2 separate regions of the Homo sapiens genome follow, and region 2 is linked to region 1. Evidence: read pairs that join two places in POLR2A ChIA-PET (ENCODE). Cell type or tissue: Panc1. All regions are shown on one strand. Links, peaks and the distances in the headings refer to the core of each region. The heading gives the core; the rest is flanking DNA. Region 1 overlaps SORBS2 (sorbin and SH3 domain containing 2). Region 2 has its middle 88 kb from the start of SORBS2.

Region 1 (2,922 bases), core at 129-2,628:
AGATAACAGTGAATGGAAACTCAGGAGGTGCCGTGAGTCCCATGAGTTACTATCAGAGGCCGTTTTCCCCCTCGGCATATTCTCTCCCAGCCTCACTCAACTCCAGCATTGTCATGCAGCACGGCACATCCCTCGGTAAGTAATTTACTCACCGTGATTTCCATGGCAACCTCAATGCGGCAAGTACAACCACAGGAGAAAGATATGCGGCATCAAGGTGAGGCGGGAGCGCTCAGCACTCATGACCCTATCCCCAGGGAGAAACTGGGGCAGAGGACCCAACATGGGAGGAAATGGGCACCATGCTATTCCAAGACCATGTCTCCACCTGTGTCTGAGCCTGGTGTGGGCACTTAGATGTCTGAGGTGGTGGAGTAGAAAGAAAAAGAAAATGGCTACTTAGGGCAAGGGGGTTTGTGCCACTGGAGGACATGAATGCAGGTTTTCCACTAGGGCAGCTTGTTCGGACTTGGAAGAGCTTCCACCATGGACTATTTCCTGGGGTCTATATAAGGGAGAATCGTTTGACAGTTAAAACAGTGTAACAGGAGGACAGGCTGTCCCACATAGCAGGGACGCAGTCATCTACTGGCTCACACAAGGAGAAAACCACCATTCAAACCAAGGCTGGAAGACCTGCAGTCAGGGATATGGTAGCAGGAAGCCACACAAGAGAAACTTAAGTGTTCCCTTAAATGAAGGTTCTGTCATTGTATAGAGCAATCGTTCTCAACCCTCTGAGGACTAGGAATTCAGTGAAAGATAGAGCTCTCCTCCAGAAAACAAATGGACATACGGACGTTCATAAAAAATTGTAAGCAGATAATTTCCTGGGGCTCATGGACTTTTTGTGGCCTCCTGTGAAAGAAGCTTTGCTGTACAGTGATAGAAATGCTCTTACATGGTCAAGTATGTTCAGATAGTTCAGAAAATAATGTGATAAATACTTTTTTTTTTTTTTTCAAGATGGAGTCTCACTCTGTCGCCCAGGCTGGAGTGCAATGGGGCGATCTCGGCTCACTGCAACCTCTGCCTCCTGGGTTCCAGTGATGCTCCTGCCTCAGCCTCCTGAGTAGCTGGGATTACAGGTGCCCGCCACCGCACCCAGCTAATTTTGTATTTTTAGTACAGACAGGGGGTTTCACCATGTTGGCCAGGTTGGTCTCGAACTCCTGACCTCAGGTGATCCACCTGCCTCGACCTCCCTAAGTGCTGGGATTACAGGCATGAGCCACCGTGCCCGGCCCATAAATATTTCTTAGTTTGTAAAAATGTAACTTAAAAACCTAAAATATCAAAAAAAATACGAAATTGAACTATCATAGGAATTCAGGCTGTACAAGTTTCCATGATGTCGACTCACTAGGAAGCTTCTAGGACAGCAGGGAGCAGAGGGGAATTCTCAGGACAGCAGCACCATCCTGCACCTCCCAGAAAAGGAGAGGCCTGGTCCTCTGGCCACAGGGGCCAGCAACAGGGGGAAAGAAACTAAAACCCAGGACTTGAACCACCATGTCTTCTTTGACACAGACAGTGCACCTCCTTCCCCAGCACTGATTCAGTATTGAGAGGCTATGATGCTGTTCGTTTATTCAGGGATGTTTTATGTCACCATCCAGCATGTGCATGGTGGAACTCAGCTTCTGAGGTCAACCAAAGCTCTATAACTATAAAACTTTAAAGGTAGCCGCGGGACTTATTAAAGTCTAAATATATCTGTGCCTTCGCTGATGCTATGCCTGAGGATCATCTGTGAATCCTACAATGATGTCCTTTTAGAGTTAAGAAAGTAAAACTGGTTTATGCCGAAATTTTGCCCTTTAACAATCAGCCCATAGTGTGGTGTTATAATGGAAGTCCATTATATCTAGATTGTTTAAAATGGAACTATGCATTTACACACATATAAAGTAAAACTCGACAAATTATTCTAGCCACAGCTTTTTCCCAAATAATTATTAACAAAGCCTGACTCTGTCTCATTGCCTGTCTTAGTGAATGCAGTTTTGTCCCTATCCCCACCCAACAACAACAACAAAAATACTTGAATGTAGATAGGCTTTGATTTTAGAATATATTGATAAGTAGATTTTACATATAAAATATTCTGCATGGGAAGAAATTCCCAATGTAAACACTGAACAAATTCCAGCTGGCCAGTGCTGTGATAAGGTTTCGGAGGAATATGTACATCTACCTTGCCCTAGATGAATTTTACACTTAGTTTAGGACAAAAGATTGCTAAGATGACAGCTAGTGGACCATATATGAGAATAATAAAATAAAGGGTTAACTTATATTGCATAAGGTATGGGTTCATAGAATGTAATGGATCAGATGTGAAGGCAGAGTTGATTCTCCTTGCTTAGAGTAGGACTTTGCACATGCTGGTGTTCAAAAAACATTCGTCGCTAATAAAAATACTAGTATCATGGAGGCCCACTCAAGTCCTTTTTGGAATTAAATAGAAAGTCAATTAGTGTCAAATATCTCACCGTGTCTTAATAAGGACTAGCTTAGCCGGGCGCGGTGGCTCACGCCTGTAATCCCAGCACTTTGGAAGGCCGAGGCGGGTGGATCACGAGGTCAGGAGATCGAGGCCAGTCTGGCCAACATGGTGAAACCCCGTCTCTACTAAAAATACAAAAAAAAAAATTAGCTGGGCGTGATGGCGGGCACCTGTAGTCCCAGCTACTCGGGAGGCTGAGGCAGGAGAACGGCGTGAACCCAGGAGGTGGAGCTTGCAGTGAGCCGAGATCGCGCCACTGCACTCCAGCCTGGGTGACTGAGCAAGACTCCGTCTCAAAAAAAATAAAGAAGTAAAAATAAGGACTAGCTTGAATGTTATTTTCACATTCAAGGGGCCAGTAGCAGGGGGAAAGAAACTACAACCCGGGACTTCAACCACCATGTCTTCTTTGA
Region 2 (2,922 bases), core at 213-2,712, 240 kb before region 1:
ACACCTGTAATCTCAGCACCTTAGGAGGCCGAGGCGGGCGCATCACCTGAGGTTGGGAGTTTGAGATTAGCCTGACCACCATGGAGAAACCCCGTTTCTACTAAAAATACAAAAAATTAGCCGACCGTGGTGGCACATGCCTGTAATCCCAGCCACTCATGAGGCTGAGGCAGGAGATCGCTTGAACCCAGGAGGTAGAGGTTTCGGTGAGCCGAGATTGTGCCATTGCACTCCAGCCTGGGCAACAAGAGTGAAACTCCATCTCAATTAAAAAAAAAAAATTCTTCTTCAACATTTTGGGTAAGGCAAGGAGAAAAATCAAATTTGGAAACATAGTCTACACAGTATATGTATTCCGAAAAGATAGATATAAATTGAATTTTGTAAATGGCATCATAATTTAAAACTGACTAACAAAATACTGGTGCTAATTCTTTAGGAAAAGAAATAAATGCAACCTAGTTTATCTACCTTGTTTCATGCAATTGAGATTGCAAATGTTAGATATGTGCAAAATGAGGTCAGTCTTTACACAGAAAGAGATAGCTGTCCATAAACAATGTTTTAGACAACTTGATAATTGCACTGCCTTTTGGACTATCCTTGGGCTGTAGATTAAAAGCAGTCTGTAGTTTTAGTGACTGAATCAGATTCTTGGTCTGAAATATAATTCTCTCTGTCTCTCTCTCTCTCTGTTTCCCTGTCTCCCTCTCCCTCCCTCTCTCTCTCCCACTCATACGTACAAATACACAAAGTATTTCAGTAAATTGTAGGCAGTTTCTTCCAACTCATCTAATCACACATTTTGCAAATAGAAAAATATTGGGTATGTAATTCACATTTGTCTTGGTATCACTGCCTTTGCTATATTTTTTGAATTTTTTTTCTCTCTCTATATAACCTGTTTTCATCTGTTCTTGGTTTTGTCCTAAATTATTTCACAATTAATGAGAAATGGGATTCTATCACTTTGCAAATAACCATCTCTATAACCTAGTAGTCTTCATTATTTTATGCATGGAATGTTTTTAGGTATGACTTACAGAGCTGGCTTCTTTGATCTTCATATAAATCCAAGTTGAGTTCTCTTTGATAAGAGAACTGGGACTTGTACTTGACTGGAGAAAGTCCCGTTGTTAACCTAAAGGCTGTGTGGTTCACTGCTGGGTGTCAGTATGGAACGGGTAGCTCTATTATTTCTCACAAGTTAGGATCTAGCCAATTTAATATTTTACTCTCAAGTATAGTAACTTATTTGTCCTATGTACTTCACTGCCTTTTTACTTATGAACGATTGTCTGCCTCTAAATTTCTTTTAGCTATCTTCTCCTTTCTTCCCCTTCTTCTTTTTATTTTTAGAGATGGGTTCTTACTATATTGCCTGAGCTGGAGTGCAGTGGCTATTCACAGGTGTGATCATAGCACACGACAATCTGAAACTCCTGGGCTCAGAGATCTTCCTTCCTCAGCCTCCTTAGTAGTTGAGACTACAGATGTGTGCCACCATGTGCAGCTGTCTCCTCCTTTCTAGTGCCGTTGCCTCTATCTTAGATCAACCCTTACCTGTTTTCCTCCAGGCTGTGGCCACAGCCTAACTCATTTTCATATTTCCAACTTTACCCCCTTCTAATAAGTCTTCCATGGCGTCCAGTATGGTAACCATTTGCTGAGTGCTTATGACTGTAAAGAACGTGCGAAGCCTGAAGGTATAATACTCGTTGGGCTCTACTGTAACACTTGGCTCCCCCAAACACAAGTCTACTTATTCAGATACAATTTGTTAAGGAGAGCTCTTTATTTTTCCAACTCTGGATATCAAGCCCTTGACTCAACTAGACAATCTTGGCTCTGGGAGTGCCTGGGCATGTTGCGTAGTTGGTTGTTAGGTGGGTTTAAACTCAGTGCTGAGTATGCCTGTCAGGGTCCCAGCCTCTGGGGAGGCTGAGGGGGGAGGATCGCTTAAACCCAGGAGGCTGCAGGGATCCATGATCACGCCACCGCATTCCACCCTGGGTGAAAGAGTGAGACCCTGTCTCTTAAAAAAAATAAAAATAAACTCGCTACTTCACAAAATGAAAAAGATTTTCGAGAACGACAGAATCTACACTCTAAAATAAAAAATATGTCCAAATCCCTGTGCACACTTAAACACAGAGAACGGGTCCTGATGACAGTCACCAATTCTTCGAGACCTTAACCATCTGACTAAGGAGTAGCCTCTGCCTGTCCCAGCTTGGATTATCCGCTGTGTGTCCCAAATGCTGTTATCTAGACCGGACCTGGTGCTTCTTACCTCCAGCCATTGCCTGTGAATGCTGGGAGGGGCTGTACCGGGCAGCACCATCTCTTTCTCCTGTGAGCACTCTGTCAGAGGCTGCCCTGATTCCTGTCTCCTTTGTTCCAGATCAGGCTGCTCTGAAAATTAGTATTGCCTCTGCACACTGTGATCATGGAAGAGATTTTAGGTTCCTTGCTTGAAGTATGAGCTTAAAAAAAAAAATCTCTCATTGAACCAAAGCATGATAGGTTTTGTGTAGTTCCATTAACATCCCCTAGGCAAGAGTGGATCAGGATGTTGCCATTAAACACGTCATCCACAATATCGTGTGGGTTATACTAGCATAATCGCCTTTTAGATTTATGCTCTGTGCACCTTTATTAAATCTCACCATGCCTTGGCCTCTACAGTGAAGCTCACGGTATCCAAATAACATTCTCTGCTTTTTCTAAAGATTTGGGTATTACCTCCTGCTAAACTGACGCCCTCTCCATACCACTCTGCATTTTATTTCTATTACTTCTTCAATTTTTTTCCCAGAGGTAAAGACAAGCAATAAGGCTGAGATGCAAATCAACGTAGCCGCTAGTTAGTTTCATTTGCGTTTTGGTAGTCATTATTTTGTTCTTATTTTGCCACCCGTT

What was found. Peaks named below come from ENCODE experiments on the same cell type or tissue, not always from the same donor. Only the 100,000 strongest peaks of a DNase experiment are listed, where the experiment ranks them.
Region 2: POLR2A ChIA-PET joins it to region 1 with 10 read pairs; 2 of 35 experiments call an interaction of 5 or more read pairs at or near these places.

Annotation. Positions count from the first base shown.
Region 1 is chr4:185,659,317-185,662,238 of GRCh38, reverse strand. SORBS2 (sorbin and SH3 domain containing 2) reads left to right here. Exons shown (of 27, transcript NM_001395207.1): 8 at 1-135. Among named protein-coding and RNA genes, the nearest start is that of SORBS2-AS1, 73 kb to the right of the region's middle. In Panc1, for the core only: no CTCF peak of the experiment used is centred there; no DNase peak of the experiment used is centred there.
Region 2 is chr4:185,898,564-185,901,485 of GRCh38, reverse strand. It overlaps a transcript of SORBS2 not described here. Among named protein-coding and RNA genes, the nearest start is that of SORBS2, 88 kb to the right of the region's middle. In Panc1, for the core only: no CTCF peak of the experiment used is centred there; a DNase peak (open chromatin) is centred at 1,217.